Regions from separate parts of the Homo sapiens genome. Here region 1 is linked to region 2. A link is an interaction called in ENCODE POLR2A ChIA-PET data of the cell type or tissue named here. Cell type or tissue: OCI-LY7. All regions are shown on one strand. Each heading gives the region's core, and the rest is flanking DNA. Links, peaks and the distances in the headings are about the cores only. Region 1 overlaps DDX19B (DEAD-box helicase 19B). Region 2 overlaps FCSK (fucose kinase).

What was found. Peaks named below come from ENCODE experiments on the same cell type or tissue, not always from the same donor. Only the 100,000 strongest peaks of a DNase experiment are listed, where the experiment ranks them.
Region 1: POLR2A ChIA-PET joins it to region 2 with 16 read pairs; 4 of 35 experiments call an interaction of 5 or more read pairs at or near these places.

What each region holds. Positions count from the first base shown.
Region 1 is chr16:70,314,761-70,327,480 of GRCh38, reverse strand. DDX19B (DEAD-box helicase 19B) reads right to left here. Exons shown (of 12, transcript NM_007242.7): 3 at 12,526-12,579; 4 at 11,377-11,512; 5 at 9,893-9,985; 6 at 2,794-2,896; 7 at 1,793-1,907. DDX19A-DT (DDX19A divergent transcript) reads left to right here. Exons shown (of 5, transcript NR_039997.1): 4 at 10,108-10,225; 5 at 11,339-11,841. Among named protein-coding and RNA genes, the nearest start is that of DDX19B, 22 kb to the right of the region's middle. In OCI-LY7, for the core only: no CTCF peak of the experiment used is centred there; no DNase peak of the experiment used is centred there.
Region 2 is chr16:70,460,044-70,470,499 of GRCh38, reverse strand. It overlaps FCSK (fucose kinase), which reads right to left. Exons shown (of 24, transcript NM_145059.3): 2 at 7,228-7,331; 3 at 6,726-6,877; 4 at 5,324-5,374; 5 at 4,243-4,368; 6 at 3,546-3,618; 7 at 3,029-3,126; 8 at 2,534-2,614; 9 at 1,532-1,651; 10 at 1,177-1,348; 11 at 74-186. The coding sequence starts at 7,309. Among named protein-coding and RNA genes, the nearest start is that of FCSK, 11 kb to the right of the region's middle. RefSeq lists enhancers at 3,083-3,582, 3,583-4,084. In OCI-LY7, for the core only: no CTCF peak of the experiment used is centred there; a DNase peak (open chromatin) is centred at 5,739; H3K4me3 peaks cover 373 bases; H3K27ac peaks cover 493 bases.

The sequences.
Region 1 (12,720 bases), core at 980-3,479, 140 kb after region 2:
GCTCACTGCAACCTCCACCTCCCGGGTTCAAGTGATTCTCCTGCCTCAGCCTCCTGAGTAGCTGGGACGACAGGCACATGCCACCACACCTGGCTAATTTTTCTATGTTTAGTAGAGATGGGGTTTCACCATGTTGGCCAGGATGGTCTCTATCTCCTGACCTCGTGATCCACCCACCTCGGCCTGCTAAAGTGCTGGGATTACAGGCATGAGCCACCATGTTTGGCCTACAAAAAAAATTTTTAGAAAATTAGCTGGGTGTGGCCAGGCACGGTGGCTCGTGCCTGGAGTCAGAACTCCAGCCTAGGTGACCTAGCGAAACTGTCTCAAAATAAAAAAAAGAAGGCGGCCAGGCGCAGTGGCTCACGCCTGTAATCCCAGCACTTTGGGAGGCCAAGGCGGGAGGATCACGAGGTCAGCAGATAGAGACCATCCTGGCTAACACAGTGAAACCCCGTCTCTACTAAAAATACAAAAAATTAGCTGGGCGTAGTGGTGGGCGCCTGTAGTCCCAGCTACTCAGGAGGCTGAGGCAGGAGAATGGTGTGAACCCCAGAGGCAGAGCTTGCAGTGAGCCAAGACTGTGCCACTGCTCTCCAGCCTGGGCGACAGGGCGAGACTCTCTCTCAAAAAAAAAAGAAAGAAGTCTGGGCACAGTGGCTCACACCTATAATCTCAGCACTTTGGGAGGCCGAGGCAGATGGATAACCTGAGGTCAAGAGTTTGAGACCAGCCTGGCCAACGTGGTGAAACCCCATCTGTACTAAAAATACAAAATTAGCCAGCCATGGTGGCAGGCACCTGTAATCCCAGCTACTTGGGAGTCTGAGGCAGGAGAATCACTTGAACCCGGAGGGCAGAGGTTGCAGTGAGCCAAGATCATGCCACTGTACTCCAGCCTGAGTGACAGAGCAAGACTCTGTTTCTAAAATAAATAAATAAAAATAAACAAATCTAGAATGTAGAATTTTTGTTTGTTTGTTTTTTGTTTGTTTGCTTGTTTTGAGACGGAGTCTCGCTCTGTCGCCCAGGCTCGAGTGCAGTGGCGCTATTTCAGCTCACTGCTAGCTCTGCCTCCCAGGTTCACACCATTCTCCTGCCTCAGCCTCGCAAGTAGCTGGGACTACAGGTGCCCGCCACCACGCCTGGCTAATTTTTTTGTATTTTTATTAGATACGGGGTTTCACCATGATAGCTAGGATGGTCTCAATCTCCTGATCTCGTGATCTGCTGCCCGCCTCGGCCTCCCAAAGGGCTGGGATTACAGGCGTGAGCCACCGCGCCCGGCCAGAATGTAGAATATTTGAAAAGCAACTAGTCTGGTCTGTGCAAAATGTTAAATATAATAGGGAGAGAAAAAGGTAGGGGTACAATTCTAGATTGAAAGAAACAAGTACAACAACCAAACGCAACGTATAAACGCTAACTTGATCTTGGTCGAAAAACCAAACAGCTATAAAGGAAGACTTTGGGAACAGCTGGGGAGGAATAAAAATGGACTGGTATTAGTTATTCTAGGAAATCTGTTAATTTTCCTGGTTGTGATAAAAGGGTATCCATAGGTATGGCAAAGAATGTCCTCATGAGGTGCATGTCTGCAGTTTACTTTCAAATGGTTTGACAAAAATGTATACATTTATGTAAAGCAAATATGGCAAAATGTTAAGTTTTTGAATCTAGCTGGAGAACATACATGTGTTTATTGTATTATTTCAACTATTGGGTGGGTTTTGAAATATTTCAAAATAAAAAGAATTAGGTTGATGATTTAGGACCAAATTCACATACTCACATTTATTGCCTCGAACAGCATAAGCTAGCTTCAGTTCAGGGTAAAATTTGCCCATTTGTTCAATCACTTTTCCTGTTTGGAGGGCGAGCTCATACGTTGGGGAGAGACATAGACACTGGCAGGAAAAGAATGCAGAGTGCAAATTCAAGACAATAGCTCTTTTGCAAAGGGGAATTACCATTAGTACTTAGCCACTCCTCCAGCTGAAGCTGAAGGAAAGAATATGTACATTAAAATGTACACCATTTGATTCTTTAAGCTACAGAGTCATAAGCTAGAATTCTTAGGGGTCAGAACTCTGGCTGGGTAAAGACACTTGAAAACAGATACTGGCCACTGCAATACAAAAACCCACCCATGAGCAAGGATCTAAAGTTCCAATTGGCATTAGCTTTCTTTTCGTTTACTCAGAAAGCTCTCAGAACTTTCTAATGGATGGCAGTTGCTGATGAAACAGGTTTTCCTGCAAGTAAAGGAGCCAAGCCTGTAAGAAGCATCCCAGAACTGGCACACCATGGAAAAAGGAAACAGGATTTTTATTGCCATTGGAAGATATCCCGTATTATTTGTGCTCAATTTAAGGAGTTTCAGTTTGTGTAAAAAGTAATGCATAGCTTGGCTTTTATTTTATTTTTTTGAGACAGAGTTTCGTTCTTTTTGCCCAGGCTGGAGTGCAATGGTGCGATCTCAGCTCACTGCAACCTCCGCCTCCCGGGTTCAAATGATTCTCTTGCCTCAGTTTCCCAAGTAGCTGGGATTACAGGCACATGCCACCAGGCCCAGCTAATTTTTTATTTTTAGTAGAGACAGGGTTTCACCATGTTGGCCAGGCTGGTCTAGAACTCCTGACCTCAGGTGATCCGCCCACCTCGGCCTCCCAAAGTGCTGGGATTACAGGCATGAGCCACTGCACCCAGCCCATAGCTTGTCTTTTAATCCATCAAATGGAAATCCCCTTCTATCTATGCATTAGTAGAAAACCTAAATTCATAAATCCTTACCTGGGGGTATTTGTTTGCAGGTTCTACTTGGCTAAGCATGGCCAGCACGAAGGCAGCTGTTTTACCAGTACCAGACTGAGATTGGGCAATTAAGTTCTGTGGGCTGCGCAAGAAACAAACTAGTTAGGAGCTTAAATCTCAACCTTTTAGTTAACAAAGTTTAAAAAAATGAGTATTAAAAATTCATTTATAGGAGACCTTGGATTATGTAGCAGAGTTACATATGCTAGCTTCACAAGAACAGGGCACTATAGAAATAAGATTTTCTGGTGGGATTTGAAGCACTCCACATCTTCTTCTTTTTTTTTTTTTTTTTTTTTTTTTTGAGATTAGGTCTCACTCTGTTGACCAGGCTGGAGTGCAGTGGCACAATCTTGGCTCACTGCAGCCTCAACCTCCTGGGCTCAAGTGATCCTCTTGCCTCAGCCTCCCAAAGTGCTGGGATTATAGGTGTGAGTCACTGCAGTTGGCCTACTGATTCTTAAAATGTGAGTCAGCTCACATTACTTCTCTGCCCAAAGACCTTCCAATAATTCCTCGTTTCATTCAGAGTACAAGTTGAAACCCTCATAATGGCATACAGGTCCTGCATGATCTGCTCCCCATTACACCTCAGCTCTCATTTCCTACTACTCTCTCTCCCTTACTTCGTTCCACCACAGGGCCCTAGTACTGCTCAGAGAACATGCCAGTCATGCTCTTGTCTTAGGGCTTCTGCCTTGGCTGTGCTCTGCTTGGGACAACTGTCCCCAGATAACATGCTAACTCCCTTCTCTCCTTCAAGTCTTTGCCCAGATATCTACTTCAGGAGATCCTACCTTAACCACTTGATTTAAAAGTGTAATCTACCTTGAAATGCCTAAAAAAAACAAGATGTAGGTTTTGGTAGCAGGGTAGGGGGTAAGAGTGGCAAGAACCAAGTCTTGCCTTGAAGGTGGCAAGAAGCAGCTCAAGAAGCAGGCAAGGCCAGGCGCGGTGGCTCATGCCTGCAATCCCAGAACTTTGGGAGGCCGAGGTGGGTGGATCATTCGAGGTCAGGAATTTGAGACCAGCCTGGCCAACATGGTAAAACCCTGACTCTACTAAAAATACAAAAATTAGCCAGGCATGGTGGTGGGCGCCTGTAGTCCCAGCTCCTTGGGAGGCTGAGGCAGGAGAATCGCTTGAACCCACGAGGCAGAGGTTGCAGTGAGCCGAGATCGCGCCACTGTACTCCAGCCTGGGTGATAGAGCGAGACTCAGTGTCAAAAAAAAAAAAAGAAAAAAGAAAAAAAGCAGGCAAGGTCAGGTGCAGTGGCTCATGCCTGCAATCTCAGCACTTCGGGAGGTTGAGGTGGGTGATTTCTTGAGCCTAGGAGTTTGAGACCAGCCTGGGCAAAATACCGAAACCCTTTCTCTACAAAAGATACAAACATTAGCTGGACATGGTGGTACATACCTGAAGTCCCAGCTACCTGGGAGGCTGACATGTGAGGATCTCTTGAGCCCAGGAGGTGGAGGGTGGAGGTTGCAGGCTGCAGTGAGCTGAGACTGCACCACTGTACTCCAGCCCTGGTGACAGAGCAAGACCCTGTCTCAAAAAAACAAAAAACAAAAAACGGAGCAGCCGCAGCAGGCCAAAGATATGGACGAGGAAAATGAGGTCTTCCGGCAGGGGAAAAAACAAACAAACAAACAGAAGAAACATGAACTAAAAGTGAAACCATGGGGAGGGCCCCCGGCCACAGGTGGAATTTTAAAATCTGGCAAAAGTAAGCTGTTCCTTATGGGGACTTTTTTTTTTTTTTTTTTTTTTTGCAACGGAGTTTCACTGTTGTCACCGAGCTGGAGTGCAAAGGCGCGATCTGAGCTCACTGCAGCCTCTGCCTCCCAGGTTCAAGCAATTCTTCTGCCCCAGCCTCCAGAGTAGCTGGGATTACAGATGCCTGCCACCACGTCTGGCTAATTTTTGTATTTTTAGTAGAGATGGGGTTTCACCATGTTGGCCAGGCTGGTGAACTGCTGACCTCAGGTGATCCACTTGCCTTGGGCCTCCCAAAGTGTTGGGATTACAGTCGTGAGCCACCACGCCCGGCCTTTTTTTTTTTTTTTTTTTTTTTGAGACAAGGTCTCACTTTGTCGCCCAGACTGGAGTGCAGTGGCACAATCTCAGTTCACTGCAACCGCCACTATGCGGATTCCAAGCAATTCCGGAGCCTCAGCCTCCTGAGTAGCTGGGACTGGTATGCACCACCATGCATGGCTATTTTTGTGTTTTTTTTGTAGAGATGGGTTTCGCCATGTTGGCCAGGCTGGTCTTGAACTCCTGACCTCAAGTGATCCGCCCACTTCAGCATTCCAGAGTCCTGGGATTACAGTTGTAAGCCACTGCGCCCAGCCGCCACACCGGTAACTCTTGATTCTATTTCTGTTTAAACATCTAGATTCCCTGTCAAAACATCTGTTGCCCCTTGTAGTTAGAATAAAGTGTTGTATATTTAATTTCTTTTTTAATTTTGCCCTTTAATACAGATGAGGTCTTACTGTGCTGCCCAGGCTGGTCTCAAACTCCTGGGCTCAAGCCATCTGCCTGCCTTGGCCTCCCAAATTGCTGGGATAACAGGCATGAGCCACTATGCCTGGCCAAAATTTATTATTAATTTTTTTTTTTTTTGAGACGGAATCTCACTCTGTCGCCCAGGCTGGAGTCCAATGGCGCGATCTCAGCTCACTGCAACCTCCGTCTCCCAGGTTCAAGCGATTCTTTTGCCTCAGCCTCCCGAGTAGCTGGGATTACAGGCACGTGCCACCATGCCCAGCTAATTTTTTGTATTTTTAGTAGAGATGGGGTTTCACCATGTTGGCCAGCCTGGTCTCGAACTCCTGACCTCAAATGATCTGCCTGCCTCGGCCTCCCAAAGGGCTGGGATTACAGGCGTGAGCCACCACGCCTGGCCAAAATTTATTTTTATTTGAAGTAAAAAATATATGTCATAAAATTTGCCCTTTTACCCACTTTTAAGTGTACTATTCAGTGGCATTAATGTTTGTAATTTATCACCTGTTATATTTTAATAAAAATGAATTAGCTATATTTCAAACTAGAACATAAGCTCCTTGTGGGCAGGAATTTTGGTCTGCGTTGTTGACTAATGTATCCAAGTGCCTAGCATAGTATCTGTTATATAACAGGCACTCAATAAATATTTGTTAATGATGAAAGGTAGTAGATAATTCTAGTAATAATGCTGGTCTCTTCTAATACTGTCAATCTAAAAATGAGCTTCTTGGCTAGGCCCAATGGCTCATGCCTGTAACCCTAGCACTTTGGGAAGGCAAGGTGGGAAGCGTGCTTGAGCGTAGGAGTTCAAGACAAGTCTGGGCAACAAAGTAAGACCCCATCTCCACCAAAAGAAAACCCCAAAACAAAACAAAAAAAAGCCTGAAGGCCGGGCGCAGTGGCTCACGCCTGTGATCCCAGCACTTTGGGAGGCTGAGGCAGGCGGATCACCTGAGGTTGGGAGTTCGAGACCAGCCTGATTAACATGGAGAAACCCCATCTCTACTAAAAATACAAAATTAGCCAGGCATGGTGGCACATGCCTGTAATCCCAGCTACTTGGGAGGTGGAGGCAGGAGAATCGCTTGAACCTGGAAGGCAGAGATTGCGGTGAACCGAGATCGCGCCATTGCACTCCAGCCTGGGCAACAAGAGCGAAACTCCGTCTCAAAAAAAAAAAAAAAAAAAGCCTAGTGTGGTGCCTCATACCTGTAATCCCAACACTTTGGGGGGTTTGAGACCAGCCTGGGCAACATAGCACAACTCTGTCTCTGATAAAAATATAAAAATTAGGCCGGGCACGATGGCTCACGCCTGTAATCTCAGCACTTTGGGAGGCCAAGGCGGCTGGATCACGAGGTCAGGAGTTCAAGACCAGCCTGGCCAACATGGTGAAACCCCATCTCTACTAAAAATACAAAAAAAAAATTAGCTGGGCATGGTGGAGCGTGCCTGTAATCCCAGCTACTCCGGAGGCTGAGGCAGGAGAATTACTTGATCCAGGACCTGGGAGGTGGTGGTTACAGTGAGCCAAGATCACGCCACTGCACTCCAGCCTGGGCTACAGAGCGAGACTCTGTCTCAAAAAAAAAAAAATTGTATAAAAATTAGCCAGGCATGGTGGCTTGCACCTGTGGCCCCCGCTACTTGGGTGGGAGGCCGAGGTGGGAGGATTGCTTACGCCCAGGAGGCAGAGGTTGCAGTGAGCCAAGATGGTGCCAGTGCACCTAGCCTGGATAACAGAGTGAGACCCTGTCTCAAAAAAAAAAAAAAAAAACTGGGGGAGGCCAAGGTGGGAGGATTGCTTGAGGCCACGAGATTAAGACCAGTCTGGGCAACATAGCAAGACCCCATCTCTATTAAATAAAGAAACTTAGCCAGGCATGGCAGCACGTGCCTGTAGTCCTAGCTACCTGGGAGGCTGAGGCAGGAGGATTGCTTATGTCCAGGTGCTCAGGGTGCAGTGAGCTATGACTACACTGCTGTACTCCTGCCTAGGTGACAGAGTGAGACCTTATCTCCCAGAAAAAAAAAAAGTTAGCATCTACAAAAATATTAGATCCACAAATATAAATGATCAATCAGTATGAAACCATGTAATAAATACTCCATTTATTTACCCTAAGCATGCTCAAAGTGCCAAGCTTAAAAAAAGACACTATCCATCTGGAGAAAATGTCACTGTTATGACACAGAACAAAAAACTTTGAGAAAGTACAGACCTAAAATATCTATTTTTATTTTTATTTATGATTTTTTGAGACAGGGTCTCACTCTTGCTCAGGCTGGAGGGCAGTGGCACAATCTTTGCTCACTGTAGCCTCAATCTTCTGGGCTCAGGTTATCCTCCTACTTCAGCCTCCCTAGTAGCTAGGACTACAGGCACATGCCACCATACTTGGCTACTTTTTTATATTTATAGTAGAGACAGGGTCTCACCATGTTGCCCAGGCTGGTCTCGAACTCCTGGGCTCAAGCGATCTGCCTGCCTCGGCCTCTCAAAGTATTGGGATTACAGGCATGAGCCACCACACTTGCCCTAAAATATCTATTTTTAGACAAAAAAAAAAAAGAGATTCAGAATTTAGCATTATATGCAGAATTGTATATAATCATATAAAATATAGGATCAATCTGTATTAAAATTCCATCATGCTCTAGAATCTTGTACTCAGAATGTGATCTGAAACCAGCAGCATCAGCATCACCTGCAAGCTTATTAGAAATGTTGACACTCAGTCCCCACTTAGACCTACTAAATTCAGACCCTGCATTTTAATAAATGTCTATGAGATTTGTATGCCTATGAAAGTGGGAGATGCCCTGCACCAGGAAACCACCTTAGTAACTGTATTATTCAGGTCTCCTAGAGCTGTTTGGCTTCTATTATATTTGACACAATAGCTTTTATATATCAATACAATGAAATCATGGTGCATATACGATATAAACTTATATTTACCAACATAGGAAGATGATCATATAATTAAAAAACACAGCATGTAAAACATTATTTATATGTCACCTTTTTTTGTTTGTTTGTTTGAGATGGAGTCTCGCTCTGTTGCCCAGGCTGGAGTGCAGTGGCGTGATCTCGGCTCACTGCAAGCTCCGCCTCCCAGGTTCATGCCATTCTCCTGCCTCAGCCTCCCATGTAGCTGGGACCACAGGCGCCCACCACCACGCCCAGCTAATTTTTTGTATTTTTAGTAGAGATGGGGTTTCACCGTGTTAGCCAGGATGGTCTCGATCTCCGGAGCTTGTGATCCACCTGGCTAGGCCTCCCAAAGTGCTGGGATTACAGGCATGAGCCACTGCTCCCGGCCATATGTCAACTTTTTTTTTTTTTTTTGAGATGGAGTTTTGCTTTTGTTGCCCAGGCTGGAGTGCAATGGCATGATCTCAGCTCACTGTAACCCCTGCCTCCCAGGTTCAACCGATTCTCCTGCCTCAGCCTCCCAAGTAGCTGGGTTTACAGGCGCCTGCCACCACACCAGCTAATTTTTTTTTTGTATTTTTAGTAGAGACAGGGTTTAGCCATGTTGGTCAGCCTGGTCTCAAACTCCTGACGTCAGGTGATCCACCTGCCTCGGCCTCCCAAAGTGCTGGGATTATAGGCATGAGCCACCACCCCGGTCATATATGTCAACTTTTTTAAAAGTTATATGTTTACATAGAGAAAAGTCTAGAAGTCTCCACTCCAAAATGTTAATAATGTGGGGAGAGGGAGATTACAGATGATTTTTTTTCTTTTCTTTTTTTTTTTTGCATTTTTGAGATGGAGTCTCACTCTGTTGCCCAGGCTGGAGTGCACTGGTGTGATCTCAGCTCCCTGTAGCCTCCACCTCCGGGGTTCAAGCGATTCTCGTGCCTCAGCTTCCCGAGTAGCTGGGACTACAGGAGCACACCATGACACCTGGCTAACTTTTGTATTTTTTTAGTAGAGTCGGGTTTCATCATGTTGGCCAGGCTGGTCTCGAACACTTGACCTCAAGAGATCCTCCTGCCTTGGCCTCCCAAAGTGTTGGGATTACAGGCATGAGCCACTGCACCTGGCCCCCTTGACTTTTTTTTTTTTTTTTTTGAGACAAAGTCTCGCTCTGTCACCCAGGCTGGAGTGCAGTGACATGATCTCGGCTCACTGCAACCTCTGCCTCCCGGGTTCAAGCAAATCTTGTGCCTCAGCCTCCTCTTTTTCTCTTTCGAGACAGGGTCTTTCTTTGTTGCCCAGAATGGAGTACAATGGTATGATCATGGTTCACTGCAACCTCAAACTCCTGGGCTCAAGTGATCCTCCTGCCTCAGCCTCCTGAGTAGCTGGGACTACAGCTGCATGCCACCATGCCTGGCCAAGTTTATAACGTTTTTTTTTTTGTTGAGACAGGGTCTTGCTACATCGCCCAGGCTGGTCTTGAACTCCTGGCCTGAAACGATCCTCCTGCCTTGCCTCTCAGGTTGCTGGGATTATAGGCATAAGCCACCTTGCTGGCCTGTGAAAATAATAATAGTTTTCAAAAATAGAAAATCTAAAATGAAATGGAGTTGTAATAGGACACATACGGCTCAGCAAGCATCAGTGGCAATGCGTTCTCTTGTATCTTGGATGGACGATTGAAACCCATGGCATAGACTCCTTGGAGAAGCTGTGGTTTCCTAGAAAAACAGTTAAAGATGAAAGTCACAGTCTCTTTGGTTGAGGAAAGCAGCAAAATATCTGGAGGATTTTTCTCTTTTACTGTTTACACATAGTTTTTTGTTTGTTTGTTTTTGAGCAGAGTCTCGATCTATTGCCCAGGCTGCAGTGCAAAGGTGCAGTCTCGGCTCACTGCAACATCCACCTTCCGGGTTCAAGCAATTCTCGTGCCTCAGCCTCGCGAATAGCTGGGATTACAGGTACATGGCACCATGCCCCGCTAATTTTTTTTTTTTTTTTTTTTTTTTGAGACAGAGTCTCGCTCTGTCACCCAGGCTGGAGTGCAGTGGCGCGATCTCGGCTCACTGCAACCTCCGTCTCCCAGGTTCACGCCATTCTCCTACCTCAACCTCCTGAGTACCTGGTACTACAGGCACCCGCCAACATGCCCTGCTAATTTTTTTTGTATTTTTAGTAGAGATGGGGTTTCACCATGTTAGCCAGGATGATCTCAATCTCTGGACCTCGTGATCTACCTGCCTCAGCCTCCCAAAGTCCTGGGATTACAGGCGTGAGCCACCGTGCCTGGACTAATTTTTGTATTTTCAGTAGAGACAGGGTTTCACCATGTTGGCCACGCTGGTCTTGAACTCCTGACCTCAAGTGGTCTGCCGGCCTTAGCCTCTCAAAGTGCTGGGATTACAGGCATGAGCCACTATGCCTGGCCTACACATAGTTTGTAATCAACAATAATTGAGCTGTGGTGAACTGAATACATGTTAGTACAGCTAAAGCTTTTATCCATCATCTGGAAATTTTACTAAATATCCCAAAGCATCTACAGTATTTATGTATATTTTTTAGATGGAGTCTGGTCTCGCTATGTTGCCCAGGCTGGTCTGCAACTCCTGGCCTCAAGTGATCCTCTCACCTTGGCCTCCAAAAGTGCTGGGATTACAGGTGTGCACTACGGCACCCAGCTAAATTCTTTTATAAAACTTGGTTAGCAGCTGGGTGCGGTGGCTCATGCCTGTAATCTCAGCGCTTTGGGAGGCCGAGGCAAGTGGATCATGAGTTCAGGAGATCAAGATCAGCCTGGCCAACATAGTGAAACCCCATCTCTACTACAAATACAAAAAGTAGCCAGGCGTGGTGGTGTGCACCTGTAATCTCAGCTACTTGGGAGGCTGAGGCAGGAGAATCACTCGAACCCAGGAGGCGGAGGTTGCAGTGAGCCGAGATCGCGCTACTGCACTCCAGCCTGGGCAACAGAGTGAGACTCTGTCTCGAAAAAAAAAAAAAAACTTGGTTAGCTAAAACTGCTCTGTTGTGGTCAAAAGATATCTATAACAGACCTAGGATCTCTATTTCAGTGCAAAGGGGAAGAGTCAGAAGGTGAATAAATACTCACAGCCGAAGCTCTTCAAAAGACTTCACCGAGTACAGAGGGGAGTTTGGATCCCGCTGCAGGACTTCCACTTGGTTTGTGTTATCAACAAGGTTGCTTCTGATCAGCTTGTTGAGTAAGGACTGGGCAGCTCTGTCCTCTGTCAGGAAAAAGAAAGCAAAGAATTTTAAAAAGTCCTTGAAACCTACCAGGCGTTTACTCTAATTCAACTGCCATTTGTATTTTAAATAATAATGTACTGAACATTCAAATTCAAGGTACGTCATAGTTTTGACTTATAAATTAAAATAGTTTTATTAAAGAAAAAAGTTATGATACATCACCCATTTAGGCCTCATATTCTTTTCCAGACTCTATTCTAACAGCCCTCTTTTCCTGCAGTTATCTATTCCTCCTATCCAGACCCACATATTTACTCCCCAATTTGTACTATATATAAACCTAAAGTAATTAATGTAGCAATCACAACAATAAAAAAAAAAACAGGAATTAACAAAGTCTGTACCTTAATATTGGACAAGTTGGTCTCGTCATCCATGTCAAATGTGTCAAAATAACATTAAGCTTAATTTTACTGGACAATAGAGATGCAACTGAAAATTTTTTATAATGCCCTATTCAACTGTTCAGTTGTTAAATGTAAAATTTCTCTAAACGTAAACCATTAGAACTCCTTCACCTACTGACTATTTATATTGAACTTTTTTTTTTTTTTTTTTTTGAGACAGAGTCTCGCTCTTTCGCCCAGGCTAGAGTGCAGTGGCTCGATCTCGGCTCATGGCAAGCTCTGCTTCCCGGGTTCATGCCATTCTTCTGCCTCAGCATCCCAAGTAGCTGGGACTACAGGCGTCTGCCACCATGCCCGGCTAATTTTTTTTTTTTTTTTTGTATTTTTAGTGGAGACGGGTTTTCACCGTGTTAGCCAGGATGGTCTCGATCTCCTGACCTCGTGATCTGCCCACCTCGGCCTCCCAAAGTGCTGGGATTACAGGTGTAAGCCACCGTGCCCGGCCCCTATATTGAACCTTTATGCTAGCACTGTATCGCCTATTAAAGTCAAGCCAAACTGGGTATAAAAATGAAGCCTCATAACAATCCACTTTCTTAGAATGTAGAAGCTTGTTATTATATAAAGCTCCACGGCTGTGTTACCTTTCTCTTCTTCATCTGTCTTCTCTGCATTGGCATTGGTCTTGACAACAGCACCTTTATAGACACAAAGTGGCCATCATTCAAAATCGCATCCCATACCCAACAGTTGAGACAATTCAAATTCTATGACACTAGAAGTTTTTGTAAAGGCCTGGGGAGCAAAAAATAAATGAGGAAACCGAGCCGCTGATAAAA
Region 2 (10,456 bases), core at 4,404-6,903:
TTTCTTCCCGGGAATCCACATCCCACCTGACCCCAGACAACCAGCAGGCACCGGAGGGGCAGGGAGGTCTCACCTCCACCTGGGAGTGCACAATCTGGGCCCCAGGAGCCCCGGGGAGTGTGAGGCTGAGCAGGAACTCACTGGCTGAGGAGGTCATGTAGCTGTAGCTGCCGCTGGAGACATAGGCTGTAAAGACATAAGTACTGAACCCAACCCCATGCCTGCTGCGACTCAGGGGCCAGGCTGCCTCCCAGCAGCAGAGACACATGGGGGCAGGTGTGGCCATGAGCCTGTTAGGGGAAGCTGAGTCAGGAACCTGCCCAAAGCCACACAACACAGCTAGAAAGTAGACAGGTTGGCCGGGCACAGTGGCTCACGCCTGTAATCCCAGCACTTTGGGAGGCCGAGGCAGGCAGATCACGAGGTCAGGAGTTCGAGACCAGCCTGACCAACATGGTGAAATCCCATCTTTACTAAAAATACAAAAATTAGCCAGGCATGGTGCCACGCACCTGTAATCCCAGCTACTCAGGCAGCTGAGGCAGGAGAATCGCTTGAACCTGAGACGCAGAGGTTGCAGTGAGCCGAAATTACGCCACTGCACTCCAGCCTGGGCAACAGAGCCATACTCTGTCTCAAAAAAAAAAAAAGAAAGCAGACAGGTTAGGGCCGGGCATGGTGGCTCATGCCTGTAAGCCCAGCACTTCGGGAGGCCAAGGCAGGCGGGTCACCTGAGGCCAGGAGTTCAAGACCAGCCTGACCAACTAAAAATAGAAAAATTAGCCAAGTGTGATGATGCATGGCTATTATCCCAGGTACGCAGGAGGCTGAGGCAGGAGAATTGCTTGAACCCAGGAGGCGGAGGTTGCAGTGAGCTGAGATCGCACCACCTCACTCTAGCCGGGGCGACAAAGAGAGAGTCCGTCTCAAAAAACAAAACAAACAAACAAAAAAAAACAGAAACAAAAGTGGACAGGCTGGGAGAGCCCAGGAATGAGACAAAAGGAAGACAAGAAGGGGAAGGAGGTAGCTCAGTGGGGGGCTCTGGCACAGGACAGGAGAACTGCCCAGTCCCTGTGCTGGGCTGCCTGGCCCAGCATGCAGTGAGCAGCTCCATTCTTGGGGTCCTCACTCCCATGGTCTCCCCACCCCAGGGAGCTGAGAGGCAGTACCCACCCATGGTAAGGGGCTGATCGCGAAGCTCCCTCCACAGCTGGGCCCGGGCGCTCTGCAGATAACCCGCTACATCTGCATCGCCTTGCCCCAACTCTGGGGGCCTCCCCACCAGGAAGTCCTCCCTGGTCACGTTCTCAGCCATGCAGTGGAGAATGTCAAAAAACAGAGACAGCTAGGGGAAGGGGAAGAAGCACAGCTATTGGCATGGCAGGGGTTCAGCCCCCAAGTTCTGAGGCTGAACCAGGGCAGTCCCGTCTGCGGAGACTCTGCCCCAGAGAGGGGAAGTGGCTGGCCTGAGGTCACACAGTGCCTCGCCCCCAAGCCAGGCCCCACCTAGCTGCCCTCCCCCAGTCACCTGGACAGGCCGGGCTCCGGAGTCCAAGCCTAGGTAGGTGCAGGCATCCAGGGGCGGGCTCACGTGGGTGGCTAGGAGGCGCTCGGCAGTCTCCACAGAGAAGAAGACAACCCCAGAGACCTGGAAGGGACCCCAAAAGGATCAGAGATGGAGGGCCCTGGACCAGGCCCTGGTACAAGTCAGGGAGGGCACATGCAGATGGGCCACATGAAGCTGAGTGCCATACCAGGCAGGGAGTGTCACCTTCTGACCACTCCAGCAGCCAGACTCCAGGCTTACTTGGGGTAGCTCCCACCAAGACACCTTCTGGGACACCCTCAACTGTCAGGCCTTCTCCTGAACCCAGTTCTCCACCCTCGCCATGGTCCACTCCCAGATCTCCATGCCTCTCCAATCCTTGCCCCTCATGATGGAAGCATTCCCGGAGTCTGGCTCTAGGCCTCCTCCCAACCGCACTCCCTAACTTGCTCACATTCTGGTTCTAGGCTTTCTTTTTTCGTTTGAGTTTTTGAGGTTTGCTTTGTTTTGTTTTACAGCGGGCAGGGGATTGATTCAGAGTCTCGCTCTGTCACCCTGGCTGAAGTGCAGTGGCACGATCTCTGCTCACCGCAACCTCCGCCTCCTGGGTTCAAGCGATTCTCGAGCCTCTACCTCTCAAGTAGTTGGGATTACAGGCACACACCACCATGCTCAGCTAATTGTTGTATTTAGTAGAGACAGGGTTTCACCACGTTGCCCAGACTGGTCTCGAACTCCTGACCTCAACTGATCCACCCGCCTCAGCCTCCTAAAGTGCTGGGATTACAGGCGTTAGCCACCGTGCCCGCCTGGTTCTAGGCTTTCTGGCTCAGGACAAGACCCTGAATTCCAAGGCTACCCTGTCCTCAGATTCTAGCTCTAGCTTGTCCTGGAGGCTTCTAGAAGGAATCGAAGGAAGTCAGACCCTCCCTCCCTGTCCCATAAGGTCCCCAAAGCCCCGCAACCTGGGCCCAGCAGCCATACCAGTGGCACCCGCCCATCAGGCCTGACACACCGCTGAATCTCTGCCTCAGTGCCCTGGTAGTAAATGTCCAAAACAAGGCCCTATGTGCAGGGAGAAACAGAATCAGCGGAGGGAGCAGGAAGGGATCTGGAAGGAGGCCACAGCCACAGGTGGCAGCAAGGGCATTCTCCAAAGGAAAGCTGAGGACGCAAGGCTGGCAGTTGCTGGCATTCTCAGGGGGGGCCTGAGATTTCTACTCCATGATGGCAGAGGGCAGGCTTTAAAGGTCTTTGCAGCCCTGAGCCTGGGCACAGAGACTGGACAGGCGGTCGGTGTGAAATGTATTTTTGGCGAGAGTAAGGGAGCACTGGTGCCACTGCCACGGAGGAAACTCCTTGGATTCAGGAACATGCGAGGAAATCCAGGATGAGAGGCTGCCCACTGACAGGGAGGAGGCTGCCCACTGACAGGAGGAAGGCTGCCCCAGCCGGCTCCACTGTCCCCAGGGGCACTACCTGGGGGTCAGTTAGGTAGACGCCATGATTCTGAGCGTAGGCCGGGCTCCCTGGGAGGGCGATCACTCTGGCTCCCCGGAAGCTGTCCCAGCTGATACCTGTGGGGTGGGGCAGTCAGGAGGCTCCCAGGGGCCTCCACCCAAGGCACGGATTTCCCCACCAGGTGGAAGCAAGAGCCCAGGGCTGCGGCACCTGGGCACCTCTAAAAGGGAAATACGGTTTCCAAGCCAAATGGACATTCGCCTGGGAGAATGACAACCCTCCTCTCCCAAAGTTCTTCCGCAGAGCCCTGTGGGACAGAAGGGGCAGGGCTGCTTCTGTCCATCCTATAGACAGACAGACTGAGGCACAGCAGGAGAAGCCCTGCCTCCACCAGGCTTCATTCTCCACACCCTCCAGCTTCCCGTCTAATAGGGCAGCGGGGCAGGCCCAGAGGCAGGGTGGGCAAGAAGGGCAGAGCTGGCTTCTTGCTGTGGCTGTGACGAAGGAAGGCAGTCCCAGGTAGTCTCAGGCTCACCAGGATTTGCAGGAACAGACAGCAGCATGTCGGTGCTGCAGACCCACACGCCTGGCGGGGAGCCCGGGCCCAGCTGTGGGGGGAAGGAGACAGAACACAGCTGGTGCCTGGCCCAGGCCTTCACCTGCCCCCTCCTTGCCCAAGGATACTGTGCTGTTGAAGTAACAAGGGCCTCCAAGACCTGGTCTGCCCCCACCCACTCTCTGACCTGGGTTTACAACTTTCCCCATGTGACCAAGACTAACTTATTTGTTGTTATTGCGACAGGGTCTCACTGTCACCCAGGCTGGAGTGCAGTAGTGCGATCGTAGCTCACTGCAGCCTCAAACTCCTGGGCTCAAGCGATCTTCCTGCCTCAGCCTCTTGAGTAGCTGGGACTACAAGTGCATGCCATCATGCCCAGGTAATTTTTTAAAAATTTTTTTGTAGAGATGGGGTCTTGCTGTGTTGCCCAGGCTGGTCATGAACTCTTGGCCTCAAGCGATCCTCCCACTTTGGCTTCTCAAAGTGCTGAAATTATAGGCATGAGCCACTGCCCCCAGACACAACTAACTTCTTGAAGCTCTTAACTAACATTAGGCACCCTCAAAACCATTCCTTCTCCCAGCTGAGCCAGCATAGATCATACCTGGGGGAACAGTGGGAGGGAAGTGGCTCTATCTGGGACGAGGCACCACGGGCCACCACCCAGCCTCACCCGATAGGTCATGATGTCCAGCAGGCAGTCCAGGTTGCAGACCAAGGCTTCCACGGGGGCCTCGGGGTTCTCCACGGGGAGGCAGGTGAAAGCCCTGCCACAGTCATCAAAGGGGAAGTCTCGACCCTGGAAGTCGGGGGACTGGTGAGGAAGCCTCAGTGCACAGAGCCCAAGGCCACCTCATCAGCTGTGCAGGCAGAAAGCCATCCAGTGGAGGGCTGATAAAAAATGTTCTCTTGATATTTTCTCCTACAATATATTTTTATATTATGCATTGCATTGCATTGCATTGCACTGCAATTTTTTAGACTAAGTCTTGCTCTGTTGCCCAGGCTGTAGTGCAGTAGTGCGATCTTGGCTCACTGCAACCTCCGCCTCCTGGGTTCAAGCAATTCTCATGCCTCAGCCTCCCAAGTAGCTGGGACTACAGGCATGCACCACCATGCCTGGCTAATTTTTTGTATTTTTAGTAAAGACAGAGTTTCACCATGCTGGCCAGGCTGATCTCAAACTCCTGACCTTGTGATCTGCCCGCCTCAACCTCCCAAAGCGCTGTGTGAGCCACTTTACAGATGTGAGCCACTGCGCCCAGCCTATAATTTTATTTTTTGAGAAAGGGTCACACAGGCTGGAGTGCAGTGGTGTAATCATAACTCACTGCAGCCTCAACCTCCCAGGCTCAAGTGATCCTCCCACCTCAGCCTCCTGAGTAGCTGGGACTACAGGTGTGCACCACCATGGCGGCTAATTTTTGTATTTCTTATAGAGATGAGGTTTCACCATGTTGCCCAGGCTGGTCTCGATCTCCTGGGCTCAAGCAATCCTCCCGCCTTGGCCTCCCAAAGTGCTGAGATTTACAGGCATGAGCCACTGCGCCCGGCCCTAGATGGACCTTTCAATCTAATATTCTGCTGGGAAAATATGTGGTATATATTTAGCCATTTCCCAATTTTTGGACATTTAGAATCTTTCAGATTTCATCTTGCACACACACAGTGGCAGAACACCCCTGAAGTCCTGCTCAACTCCACGAACTGGGATTCTGGCCTTCTGCTTGGCCCCTGCCCCAAAGTTCATTTACCATGTGCAGAATGAGGATCCAGGCCGAGTGCAGGACATCGGATGTGACCACCTGCAGGAGTGGGAAAGCCCTGTGAACAGAGGCCTCAGGCAGACGCCCTGGAGGATGGCACCCTCGAATCCAGAGAGAGACTCCAACACAAATCCACTCAGGTACCCAAGGGACAAAAGGCAAGGTCAAACCAATGGCCACAGGCAGACAAGGGGCAGCCCTGGTCCCTCCTGGATAAGGGATCCCAGGGCCCTCCACCTGGGCCACCTTCTTGCTGGCTGGTTTGTTGCTGTTGTTGTTGTTGTTTTGAGACAGGGTCTCACTCTGTCACCCAGTCTGGAGTGCAGTGGTATGATCCCAGCTCACTGCAGCCTTGGTCTCTTGGGCTCAAGCGAGCCTCCCACCTCAGCCTCTTAACTAGCTGGGACTACAGGTGTGCACTGCCACGCCTGGCTACCTCTTAAATTTTTTTTTTTTTTTTTTTTTGAGATGCAGTCTCGCTCTGTTGCCCAGAATGGAGTGCAATGGCATGATCTCAGCTCACTGCAATGGCATGATCTCAGCTCACTGCAATGGCATGATCTCAGCTCACTGCAACCTCCACCTCCTGGGTTCAAGCGACTCTCCTGCCTCAGCCTCCCGAGTAGCTGGGATTACAGGTGTGTGCAACCAGGCCCAGCTAATTTTTGTATTTTTAGTAGAGACGGGGTTTCATCACGTTGGTCAGGCTGGTCTCCAACTCCTGACCTCAGGTGATCCACCCACCTCGGCCTCCCAAAGTGCTGGGATTAAAGGCATGAGCCACCGCGCCCGGCCTCTGCTGTCTGTTTTGAAGGGGAGGTTACAGGCAACAAGAGTTGGGGGCTGGCTGGGTGACTTAGGGGAGTCAGCGCCATGGCAGCTACAGTGGTCCCCTCCCCTGCTGGTGCCATCTCCCTCTGCAGAGCATGTCCAAGTCTGTGCTCGCCCTCACTCTGCACACAAAGATGCTATGCAGACAAGGTGACCGGGTGAAGTGGCTGGTTGCATGGGAGACACGGGACCAGCAGGGATGCTGACTCACATGGCCTGCCCAAAGCAGGCAGCCGCAGCTCAGGTCCAGCGAACAGTTCGTTGCCATATGGGGATGACAGCCCAGGCTAGCAAGACCTTTGAATGTTTCAAGAGAAGCCAGAAAGCCTCACTTTGAGATATTGGCTACAACTCTCTAAAAACACTGCAAAAGCTGGCCCTGCCTTCTGCCCTCACTTGAACGGCAAGGCAGAGATGAGTCCGCCCAATTTACAGAAACAAAAACTGAGACCAATGCTGAGTTGGCCAAGGCGATGGAGCCAGAGGAGCTGGGGATCTCAGAAATGACCTGGTTCCAGCAGGGACACAGACCAGGGAGGTGGCCCTGGTGAGCACTCACAGTGAAGCCTGCCCGGGCACTCAGGTGTTCAGCAGCCACCAGCAGGGCGTTGAGGGTGGCTCCTCCGCTGCCCACACGCTTCTCTGGGTCCTCCACGGCCAGTAACAGCGTCCCAGCAGGGATCTGCTCCCGCTTCTGCCGCACTTCCAGTTCTAGGGTCAGAAGAGACACTGGGACCTGCCCCCCAGCTCTCTGCCCTGGCCCAAAGCACGTAAGCAAGCCTACTGATCATCAGTGTTTGATCTTCCTTGACTTAGCTTTCCATGTAGGAGGCCACTAGATCTTCACCCAACTTAGTGAGAGAAGTCATATTACTCCCATCTTACAGATGAGAAAACTAAGGCACAAGGAATGACATGCCACGTATGCTGTCACATGGCTAGGGAGAAGTGCAATCTGGGTTTGAACCCAGGTTGGCCTGGCACCTGGTGTTGGAGGGACATAGCCAGGAAGGGGAGGGAGGTTCTCCATTAGGGGCAAGGTGGGAAGGGGAGTCCCCTACCTCTCTGAAAGACCTGGACACTGTCCTTGTACTGGCAGGTCAGGATGATGACTGTCCAATCAACTCCCTTCGGCTGCTCCATTCTGGCCAAGCGGAGGGGCTTCCTGAGACAGCAATATGGGTAGATGTGACTATTTTTTAAACCATCATAACTAAAAGTAATTAATTTTATATACAATTCTATGATTTTAACATGTGTATAGATTCGTGTTGGTATCACCATCTACACTCAAAAAAACTTCCTCATGCAACCTCTCCTCCCCGCCTACGCCCTGACAACCACTGATTTGCTCTCTAAAGCTATAGTTTCATCAACTTAGAAAATGTCGGCCGGGTGCAGAGGCTCATGCCTGCAATCCTAGCACTTTGGGAGGCTGAGGTGGGGGGATCACCTGAGGTCAGGAGTTGGAGACCAGCCTGGCCAACATGGTGAAACCCCGTCTCTACTAAAAATACAAAAATTAGCCGGGTGTGGCGGGGCATGCCTGTAATCCCAGCTACTCGGGAGGCTGAAGCAGGAGAATCGCTTGAACCCAGGAGGCGGAGGCTGCAGTGGGCCAAGATCGCGCCACTGCACTCCAACCTGGGCGACAAAGGGAGACTCCGTCTCAAAAAAAATAAATAAATAAAAGAAAAAATGTCGAACAGGCCAGGTATAGTAGCTTACATCTGTAATTCCAGCACTTTGGGAGGCCGAGGTGGACAGATCACCTGAGGTCAGGAGTTCGAGACCAGCCTGGCCAACATGGCAAAACCTCTTCACTACTAAAAATACAAAAATTAGGCAGGCGTGGTGGCGTGTGCCTGTAGTTCCAGCTACTCAGGAAGCTAAGGTGGGAGGACTGCTTGAGCCTGGGAGATTATGGCTGTAGTGGGCTATGACTGTATCACTGCACTCCAGCCTGGGTCACAGAATAAGACCCTATCTCTAATTAATTAACTAAAATAAAATAAAGGCCAGGACAGGTGTAGTGGCTCACGTCTATAATCCCAGCACTTTGGAAGACCAAGGTGGGAGGACTGCTTGAGCCCAGGAGGTTAAGGCTGCAGTGAGCCATGATCACTCCACTGCACTCCAGCCTGGCTGACACAGCAAGACCCTCAAAACAAAACAAAACAAAAAAAAGTCAAATAAAATGGAATATAATCTTTTGAGATTAGCTTCTTTCATCCAACATGATGCCTCTGAGATGTATCCAAGTCATTGTACATATCTGTGGCCCAAGCCTTTTTTCGGAGGAGCAGTGATCCCTCGCATGGATGGGCCGCATCTGTTTCTCCATTTACCCACTGAAGAGCATCTGGGCCATCTCCAGTTTTTGGCAGATGTGAATAGTCCTGCTATGAACCTCCGGAGATAGGTTCGTGTGAACAGAAGATTTCATCTCCCCAGGTGGACACCAAGGCGGATGGCTGGGTCACGTGGTCAGCATGTCTGCTGACATTCCAAAATGTGGATGGGTGTGATTTCCCCAGGGAGTGTGCCCAGGAAGGAGGAAGGGAGGGCAGCAGGATGGGGTAAGAGTTGGGGCCACCCAAAGCAAGGGGGAAAGGAAGGCGAGAGCAAATGCCTAACCCCACCCCCCAGGCTCCTCAAGCTGATGGGGGTTCCCCGGAGAAGGGGGCAGCTGTGGGGAGCGCATATGCACTCAGAGCTGCAGGAGCAGGCACTTGGAGACCTCCCTTCCCAGGGGTCTCAGCCAGCCCAGCGGGGGCTGCAGCCCTACCTGCCCGCCATCTTCCTCCAGGGCACTCTCAGCAAGTAGGGGGAAAGCAAGGCCAAAGATTTGGCTTCACCCCCACCCCTGTCTCCCCCAACCTGCCAGCACTCCTGCCAGATGGAAAACCAATCTGACTCCTGAGCCCCTGGCCTCCCCGAGACCGAGTCCCCCAGGAGTACCCACACATTCACCTCTGGCAGGGCTCCCACTGCTGTCCCACAAAGCAGCACCCCCATTTCCTCCCTCCACCCCTCAAAACTCAGCATGGGAAAAGCCCATGCAAGTAAGCTGCTCACCACTGGCTGAGCTGCGCCCTGAGCACACATCTGGTGGTCAGCCCACACCCCAGCCAAAGTGACAGGAAACCTGAAGCTCAGCCACAGGCTATTCCAGTGCCAGGCTCTGCTGCCACCAGAAGAGAAGAGGCTGACAGGACACCACCACTCAGCAACACCCACGCCTTCAGGAAAAGCCTCTGTCAGAAATTGCTCCATTCCCTACTCAGCCCAGCAGGGAAATCCAGAGGGGAAATTCCAGCTAGAGATCCCAGCCAGGCACTTGAGGGTGAAGGCTCCTCCCAGGATGCCCACCAAGCCCTCCCTCCAACTTTGCCACCAATTTACTGTATGGCCGTAGGCACGTCTAACCCTCAGGTCAGCTGCAGCAGGGAGTGTAACTAACAGACGCCCCCAGCTGCTACGATCTGAATCTCCCACCTTGTTTACATGGAGGCCACGCTTTGAACGAACCTTCTCACAACCAGTGACTGAGCACAGCTGGGACACTGAAACAGACCTATTCCTGTGAAATTCCAGACTCCTCTGGCAGGCAGCTTAGAACTGCACTGCCACCTGGGCGCAGTGGCTCACATCTGTAATCCCAGCACTTTGGGAGGCCAAGGCGGGCAGATCACGAGGTCAGGAGTTTGAGACCAGCCTGGCCAATATGGTGAAACCCCGTCTCTAATAAAAATACAAAAATTAGCCAGATGTGGTGGCACGTGCCTGTAGTCCCAGCTACTCAGGAGGCTGAGTCAGAATAATCACTTGAACCCAGGAGGCAAAGGTTGCAGTGAGCCAAGATCACACCACTGCACTCCAGCCTGGGCGACAGAGCGAGATTCTGTCTCAAAAAAAAAGAAGTCCAGGCACGGTGGCTCACGCCTGTAATCCCAGCACTTTGGGAGGCCGAGGAGGGTGGATCACAAGGTCAGGAGATCGAGACCATCCTGGCTAATGCAGTGAAACCCCGTCTCTACTAAAAATACAAAAAATTAGCTGGGCGTGGTGGCGGGTGCCTGTAGTCCCAGCTACTCGGGAGGCTGAGGCAAGAGAATGGCATGAACCCGGGAGGCGGAGCTTGCAGTGAGCAGAGATCACGCCACTGCACTCCACTCCAGCCTGGGCGACAGAGCGAGACACCGTCTCAAAAAAAAAAAAAAAAAAAAGAGGCTAGACGTGGTTGGCGGCTCACGCCTATAATCCGAGCACTTTGGGAGACAGGGGCAG